Linked DNA regions of Homo sapiens: region 2 is linked to region 1. A link is an interaction called in ENCODE POLR2A ChIA-PET data of the cell type or tissue named here. Cell type or tissue: A673. All regions are shown on one strand.

Evidence for each region. ChIA-PET counts read pairs that join two places held together with the same protein. Peaks named below come from ENCODE experiments on the same cell type or tissue, not always from the same donor. Only the 100,000 strongest peaks of a DNase experiment are listed, where the experiment ranks them.
Region 2: POLR2A ChIA-PET joins it to region 1 with 6 read pairs; 1 of 35 experiments calls an interaction of 5 or more read pairs at or near these places.

The regions. Positions count from the first base shown.
Region 1 is chr15:44,381,171-44,385,170 of GRCh38, forward strand. All of the region lies in intron 8 of GOLM2 (golgi membrane protein 2), which reads left to right. Among named protein-coding and RNA genes, the nearest start is that of CTDSPL2, 44 kb to the right of the region's middle. In A673, no CTCF peak of the experiment used is centred here; no DNase peak of the experiment used is centred here.
Region 2 is chr15:43,996,733-44,000,732 of GRCh38, forward strand. The region is part of intron 1 of FRMD5 (FERM domain containing 5); the gene reads right to left. Among named protein-coding and RNA genes, the nearest start is that of WDR76, 170 kb to the left of the region's middle. In A673, no CTCF peak of the experiment used is centred here; DNase peaks (open chromatin) are centred at 2,109 and 3,679.

The sequences.
Region 1 (4,000 bases):
AAGGTTCTCATGTTCTCCATTGTTAAATAATAAATTTCAGGTGAGTTGACTTTTTTTAAAAATACAATTAGTTCTTATGAATATAAACTTTTTTGGAGAAATGAGAAAAATATATTTTGATAGGCTTACAAATGAAAACTTTGATTAGGGAGGAGAGAAAATAAATAGTTTTGAAAAATGGAACATTCTGGGAGAAACATACACTCTGGGGGATTGCCTTAGTAGATTGCTCAATACTGCTTCCTCCTCCATTCCCTGCAATTGCATTTTCCTCATTTAGATGTTAGAAGTATAAGAAAAAATTCTAGTAGTAGAATTTGAGGCAGGAGAGTGTCCCTTAGATCAGCTTCCTTAAACTGTGCTTTTCACTGGTTCTGCTTTTCATGGCATCTTCTTACCTTCAATTCTGAATAGACAGAATCTCTAAAAGCTTCAGTTTGTCTTTGGTTTATTTATTTATTTTTAATTTTTATCAGTCACCAGGAGTAAGATCAAGTCTTTGGTTTTTATGATGGCTTCTGTCTATGGCAGCAACTGTGCAGAGCACTGGTTAGGCAGTTATTTGTACAAAGATTGCGTGTAAGCTAATAATTGAACAATGTTATATTTGTGAATTTATTCAAGGTATTTTATTTTATTTCTTTATTTTTATTTATTTATTTTTAGAGACGGGGGTCTCGCTTTGTTGCCCAGGCTGGTCTTGAACTCCTGGGCTGAAGTGATCCTCCCGCCTTAGCCTCACAAAGTGCTGGGATTACAGGCGTGATTCACTGTGCCCAGCCTATTCAAGGTATTTTTGTTGATCTTGTAACAGTTATTCAAATTTATTCATATATGTGAATGTATAGTTTGCATTAATTTAATTGGCTTTCCTTTCTTTTTTCTTTTTTTCTGTTTTCTTCAAATAGGAAATTCCTTGATATTTTAAAGCATATCTGTGTATCTTGACCAAAGTATTGTGTGAAAAACATTTTTATTACAAAGATTTAGCTAACATTTTAAATATAATGAAAAAATATTTCCTCAAAATTGGGTTGGGGGATTGGCCTGAAAACTTACATCTCAACAAGAAGAGGTGTACAGTAAGAGCATAACAAATAAAATATCTTAATTTGATCACTTAAGATTTTCTTCTTTTTTTTTTAAATTTTTTTTGAGATGGAGTCTCACTCTGTCACCCAGGCCAGGAGTGCAGTGGCAGGCAGGAGTGCAGTGGTGCAATCTCAGCTCACTGCAACCTCCGCCTCCCAGGTTCAAGCGATTCTTCTGCCTCATCTTCCTGAGCAGCTGGGATTACAGGTCCACATCACCATGCCTGGCTAATTTTTGTATTTTTAGTAGAGATAGGGTTTCACCGTGTTGGCCAGGCTAGTCTCGATCTTCTGACCTCAGGTGATCCGCCCGCCTCGGCCTCCCAAAGTGCTGGGATTACAGTCATGAACTACTGCTCCCGGCCAAGATTTTCTTCTAAACTTATATTTATTCTATACATTTTTTTAATTGTTGCCTTACCTGTATATATTTTTTTAACTGATATTTGGGTAAAGAAGGTGGTTGGAAATAATTGCTCGGAAATTATTACTCTCTACAATAATTTTGAAAAGAGCCTAGGCATGGTGGTACACAACTGTAGTCCCAGCTACTTGAGAGGCTGAGGCAGGAGAATCACTTGAACCCGGGAGGCGAAGTTTGCAGTGAGCCAAGATTGTGCCACTGCACTCCAGCCTGGGCAACAGAGCGAGACTCTGTCAAAAAAAAAAAAAAAAAAGAAAAGAGCCTATTGAGTTTTAAACCCTCACTCCATATTATTTTCCATTTATCATTAATGTATATGGAGAGTTGAAATCAATGCATGCACAATTTTGTGATTTACTTTGACATTATTTCTTACATTCCTTTTTACTTAATTTAAATTTTTATTAATATATACACATATATTCTGTATATATTATATACATATACAGAATATATGTATACATATACATATATTCTATTGTGCTTAGGCAATAATAACAGTTTACTTAGGTCTCCTCTCATTGTTTAGATCATTTCGTATTTTCTCATTGTAGCTGTCATGATTGTTACTATCATTTTTTTTCTCCAGTTATTTCCTGTTCTTCCTACTTTGCGTGTTCCTTTAAAAGTATAGTCCTCAGAACGAAATTACTGGGTCAAAGCACTTGACTAGCTTTATAGCACTTGTTAAATAGTGTCAGATTGTTCTCTAGAACAGTTTTAAAGTGTCACTGGAGTTATTTAAGTTTAGGGGTTTCTCTGTGGCCTGGCCACATTGATTTTTATCGTTTTTATAAGGTATTTAGAATATAACGTTTCCTTAAAAATGTTTTAATAATCATTTATTCTGGTGGCCTATATTTATGTGAGTAATTTTATTATAATTATTTCTTGGTATATAATCTGTGCATCAGTTTTGACCACTTAGCCTGAAAACTTTGTAGATTTGTTCTATTTATTTGTATCAACTCTTTTCTTTTTCTTTTTTTCTTTTTTTTTTTTTTTTTTGAGACAACGTCTCACTCTATCACCCAGGCTTGGAGTGCAGTGGTGCAGTTGTGGCTCACTGCAGCCTTGACTTCCTGGGTTCAAATGATCCTCCCTTCTCACCTTCCTCAGTAGCTGAGACCACAGGCATGTGCCATCACACCTGGCTAATTTTTAAAATTTTTAAACAAAAATGAGGTCTCGTTCTGTTGTCCAGACTGGTATTGAACTCCTGTGCTCATGTGATCCTCCCATCTCAGCCTCCCAAAATGCTGGGATTACAAGCGTGAGCCACCATTGCCCAGCCCCGTATCAAATCTTTATAGATAATTCAGATTTATCACAGTTTTCCTCTTATATTGTCGTTCCTGATATAAGACTTTCTTATGCTTTATCATGCAAAAGTTTTTTTAATTAAAAATAATTTTTTGTTTTGGTAAGTTACACGTAAAATTCACCAAAATGTACAATTCAGTGGCATTTAGTGCATTCACAAAGTTGTACAAACTATCACCACTCTAGTTCCAGAATATTTTCATCACCCTGAAACAAAACTCTGTACTCTCCTACCCTCAGCACCTGGCAACCGCTAATTTGCTTTTTTCTCTCTGTCTATGGAGTCACCAATTCTGGATATTTCATATAAAAGGAATCATACGGCCAGGCGCGGTGGCTCATGCCTGTAATCTCAGTACTTTGGAAGGCTGAGGTGGGTGGATCACAAGGTCAGGAGATCGAGACCATCCTGGCCAACATGGTGAAATCCCATCTCTACTAAAAGTACAAAAATTAGGCCGGGCACGGTGACTCAAGCCTGTAATCCCAGCACTTTGGGAGGCTGAGGCGGGCAGATCACGAGGTCAGGAGTTTGAGACCATCCTGGCTAACATACTGAAACCCTGTCTCTACTAAAAATACAAAAAAATTAGCCGGGCGTGGTGGCGGGCGCCTGTAGTCCCAGCTACTTGGGAGGCTGAGGCAGGAGAATGGTGTGAACCCAGGAGGCAGAGCTTGCAGTGAGCCAAGATCGCGCCACTGCACTCCAGCCTGGGCGACAGAGCGAGACTCCATCTCAAAAAAAAAAAAATTAGCTGGGCGTGGTGGCGCATGCCTGTAATCCAAGCTACTTGGGAGGGTGAGGCAGGAGAATCACTTGAACCAGGGAGTTGGAGGTTGCAGTGAGCTGAGGTCACGCCACTGCACTCCAGCCTGGCAACAGAGCGAGACTGCATCTTAAAAAAAAAAAAAAAAATCATACAGTATGTGACCTTTTGTGTCTGGCTTCTTTTATTTAGCATAATTTTTCTGAAGTTCGACCATGCTGTAGCATGTAGCATCTATCAGTATTTTATTTCTTTTTATGGCTGGATAATATTCAGTTGTATGGATACATTTTGTTTATTCATCTGTTGATGTATATATGGGTTGTTTCTATATTTTGGCTATCGAATAGTGCTTCTATGAACATTTATGTACAAGTTTTTTTGAACATCTGTTT
Region 2 (4,000 bases), 380 kb before region 1:
TTTTGTATACCAGTTTGAGAGCCATTGTTCTGGAATTTGCTGCTCAAAGTGTTCTGCATGTTGAAAATGCAGAATTTTAGGCTCTATCCTGGATCTACTGAAAGCAGAAACCATCTTTTAACGAGATCCCCAGATGATTCATTTTCACATTAAAGTTTGATAAACACTGCTCTTGAACAGTGTCAACCTTGGCTATATATTAGAATCATGTGGGGGGCTTTTAAAAAAATGATACATGCACTGATATTTCTTTAAAGCTTTCCAATGATTAAAACATGAATATCACTGAACTAGAATGTACAAACACAAATATCTGCTCAGGTATACTCTAGTCATGATGAGAAGAAAGAAAAGAGAGAAAGTTTGAACTCCCACTTTCAAGAAGACAGACACAGGGGACCTACCTTAACAGAAGAATGCTGCTAGCACCAGAAAGAAAATGACTCTTATGATGATAAAGGCCTGAAGGGTAACTCCCAAATTTCATCTCACAATACTCTAACTACTATGCTTGTTTACGGCATCTTTGCTCTACCTCTCTAAAACCAGCCTTCATTGTTGTCCTGTTCTCTGCGCACTCCTCTCCCCAATCCACACCCAAAGATTCTACTCTTGAGATTCCTCAAGAAAACATATTTTTGACTCTAGGGAACAAAAACGGATCAAGCTCAAAAGAAATTCCCCATTCTGCAGTAAGGTTGCAAAGGATATATTCTTACCAACACATTCTCTTGTGGTTCATCTCATTCCCTTCAGGGTGCCTGCTGGCAATGACACAGGATACCAGAATTGCTGATAGAACCTAGTCTGTCTCCATAGGAGAAACTGTCTCCTTGCCTGTTGTCTCCTTGCCCCTGAGCTTTCTTGATGTAGTTCTACTACCAAAGTGAGTGGATTTTTCCCCTGGGCCTGATTTCTATTCTTTTTATATTATTGAAATCTAACAGTGGCAGTTGCCTCCCCATAATCTAGACAATGCTTGCAAATGATGAAAAGGAAACACGTCTATCTATCTCTACTCTTTATAGAAAAATCAGAATGATCATGCACGCCACAAGAAACAATTAACAGTTTCAGTCCATATGACTTGTGTTGTTTCCAAACAACCACAATAAAACCATAATGACAACAAAAATATATGTTCTTCAATGTTCATGACATTGAGATCTCCGGTCTACTTCCAGTAGGCCTCTTAAAGGCCTCTTTTTCCTGTCTTAAAAAAAGTTATTATATATATTTAAGGTATACAACATGATGTTATATTATATATAGTAAAATGGTCCTTTGTGTGAGGTATTTCCTACATCACACTAAAGAGACTTTGTTAGATAATATAATTAACATCTTCAACTGGTTCAATGTGGAACTAAGGTATTGTCATCAGGGATATAACGATCATAGCTGCTTACAGGTGGTATATGATCTGAAGCTATGATTCCTTCTCCACAAAATGGGGATAAGACTATCGCCTTTTAGTTCTGCTATCAAGATTAAATGAGATAATAGATACATAACTTTGTAAATTGCAAAGTGGTCTACAAGATTTAGATATGCTTATTATTAGTTGGTAGGAATGAGTGACATATCCTGGAAGACAAGTAAAGAAATCATTTCCAGGACACAGCAAAAGTATTAAAGGACAGATGAAGTTCTCTGATGGCAAATCTCTGCACAGGTGACCAAGGGTTCTATTTCTAGTTTCCTATTAAAGGTAAGAGGCAACACTAGACATTGTCTTTGACATTAGTTTCAAGCAAGCAGACTGATCAGAGGCAATGCATATGTGATCCAACACTCCACAGAGAGGGTGTCTGTCAATTCTGTCATGACCATTAGGCTCTCTACCTTATTCAGTTTAAGTACATACAAATCCCTAAACTCCACTGCCATTCAAACTGGCAGACACTAAGGCTTGAGCACTAAAGGGAAAACAAGGGGTGCTTTTTCAGATCTAATAATGGCTGGCCAGAGGATTCTATCCCTGGCAGCACAGCTGCTTCTACCAGGAAATTGATGAGATAAGCTTGTGAGATGATGGCTGATTTCACATCAGGAAGTTCAGTATGATTTGAATGAAAGACTCCGCATTCCAAGACTCCGCCCTGCCGTGAGATAGGCAGGCCTATTTCTATCCAGCTGCTCTCTACCATGCAAAATGACGTCACTTTCTAGAACACAGACAATCTCTGGGAACAACCTGCTGGCAAGCAAGCACCAAAACTTCTGGAAAAAGAAAATAAGCTGTAATCATCAAATGCTAGGGATAGGAAACAAACAGACGATAATTTCATTCCTCAGCTGTTAACACTGTTTTTTCTCTCTTCACAAGTTGCTTTCATTTTTATTTTTTTTTCAGACGGAGTCTCCATCTATTGCCCAGGCTGGAGTGTGGTGGTGTGATCTCGGCTCACTGCAACCTCCACCTCCCAGGTTCAAGTGATTCTCCTGCCTCAGCTTCCTGAGTAGCTGGGATTACAGGTGTGTGCCACCACGCCTGGCTAATTTTTATAATTTTAGTAGAGACAAGGCTTTGACATATTGGCCAGGCTGGTCTCGAACTCCTGACCTCAGGTGATCTGCCTGCCTTGGCCTCCCAAAGTGCTAGGATTACAGGTGTGAGCCACCGCACTCAGCCTTTAATTATAAGTGTGCAGTTCAGTTGTGTCAAGTACATTCACACTGTTGTGCGACCAATCTCCAGAACTCTTCATCTAGCAAAATCAAAACTCTACACCCATTTAAAAACTTTTTTCCTAGTATGCAATTCATTATTATTATAGTCACCATGCTGTATATTCGGTCTCCACAATTTACTTATGACTGCAAGTTTGTTCCCTCTTACCAACATCTTCCCATTTCCCTACCCCCACACCTGACTCCTGGTAACTACTTTTTTACTCTTTTTATGCGTTTGACTTTCTTAGATTCCACATATGTGAGATCATGCAGTATTTGTCTCTGACTTATTTCACTCAGAATAATGCCCTCCAGTTGCATTCATGTTGTCACAAATGGCAAGACTTCCTCCTTTTTACAGGCTGGGTAGTATTTCATTGTATACACATGTGTGTGTATCTATATATGTGAATACACACACACATATACAATGGAATATCTATATCACAGATATATGTGTGATATACAGATACACACATACATGATATACCATTTTATATTTGTGTGTGTGTATGTATATATATATATATATATATATGCCATGCATATATATATATATATATATATATATATATATATATGTGCCATGATTTCTTTGTTTTTGTTTTTTTGGAGACAGCATTTCACTCTGCTCTGCCACCCTGGCTGGAGTGCTCATTGCAGCCCCAAACTCCTTGGGCTCAAGCCATGCTTCTGCCTCAGCTTCCCTAGTAGCTAGGACTATAGGCATGCACCATGCCCAGCTATTTTTTATTTTTTTGTAGAGACAGGGTCTTACTATATTGCCCAGGGTGGTCTTGAATTCCTGAGCTCAAGTGATCCTCCTGCTCAGTCTCCCAAAATGCTGAGATTACAGGTGTGAGCCACTGCACCTCACCCTACCACAATTTCTTTGTCCATTCTTTTGTGAATGAACACTTAAAAGATTGTTTCCATTTCTTGGCTATTGTGAATAACGCTGCAATGAACATGAGAGTGCAGACATCTCTTCAACTCATTTCCTTTGGATATATGCCCAGAAGTGGGATTGCTGGATCACATGGTAGTTCTATTTTTTTTTTTTTTTCTTGAGACAGAGTCTCGCTGTATCCCCCAGGCTGGAGTGCAGTGTCACAATCTCGGCTCACCGCAACCTCTGCCTCCCGGGTTCAAGCGATTCTCATGCTTCAGCCTCCAGAGTAGCTGGGATTATAGGCAAGTGCCACCACACCCAGCTAATTTTTGTATTTTTAGTAGAGACGGGGTTTTGCCATGTTGGCCAAGCTGTTCTTGAACTCCTGATCTCAGGTGATCCACCCACCTTGGCCTCCCAAAGTGCTGGGAT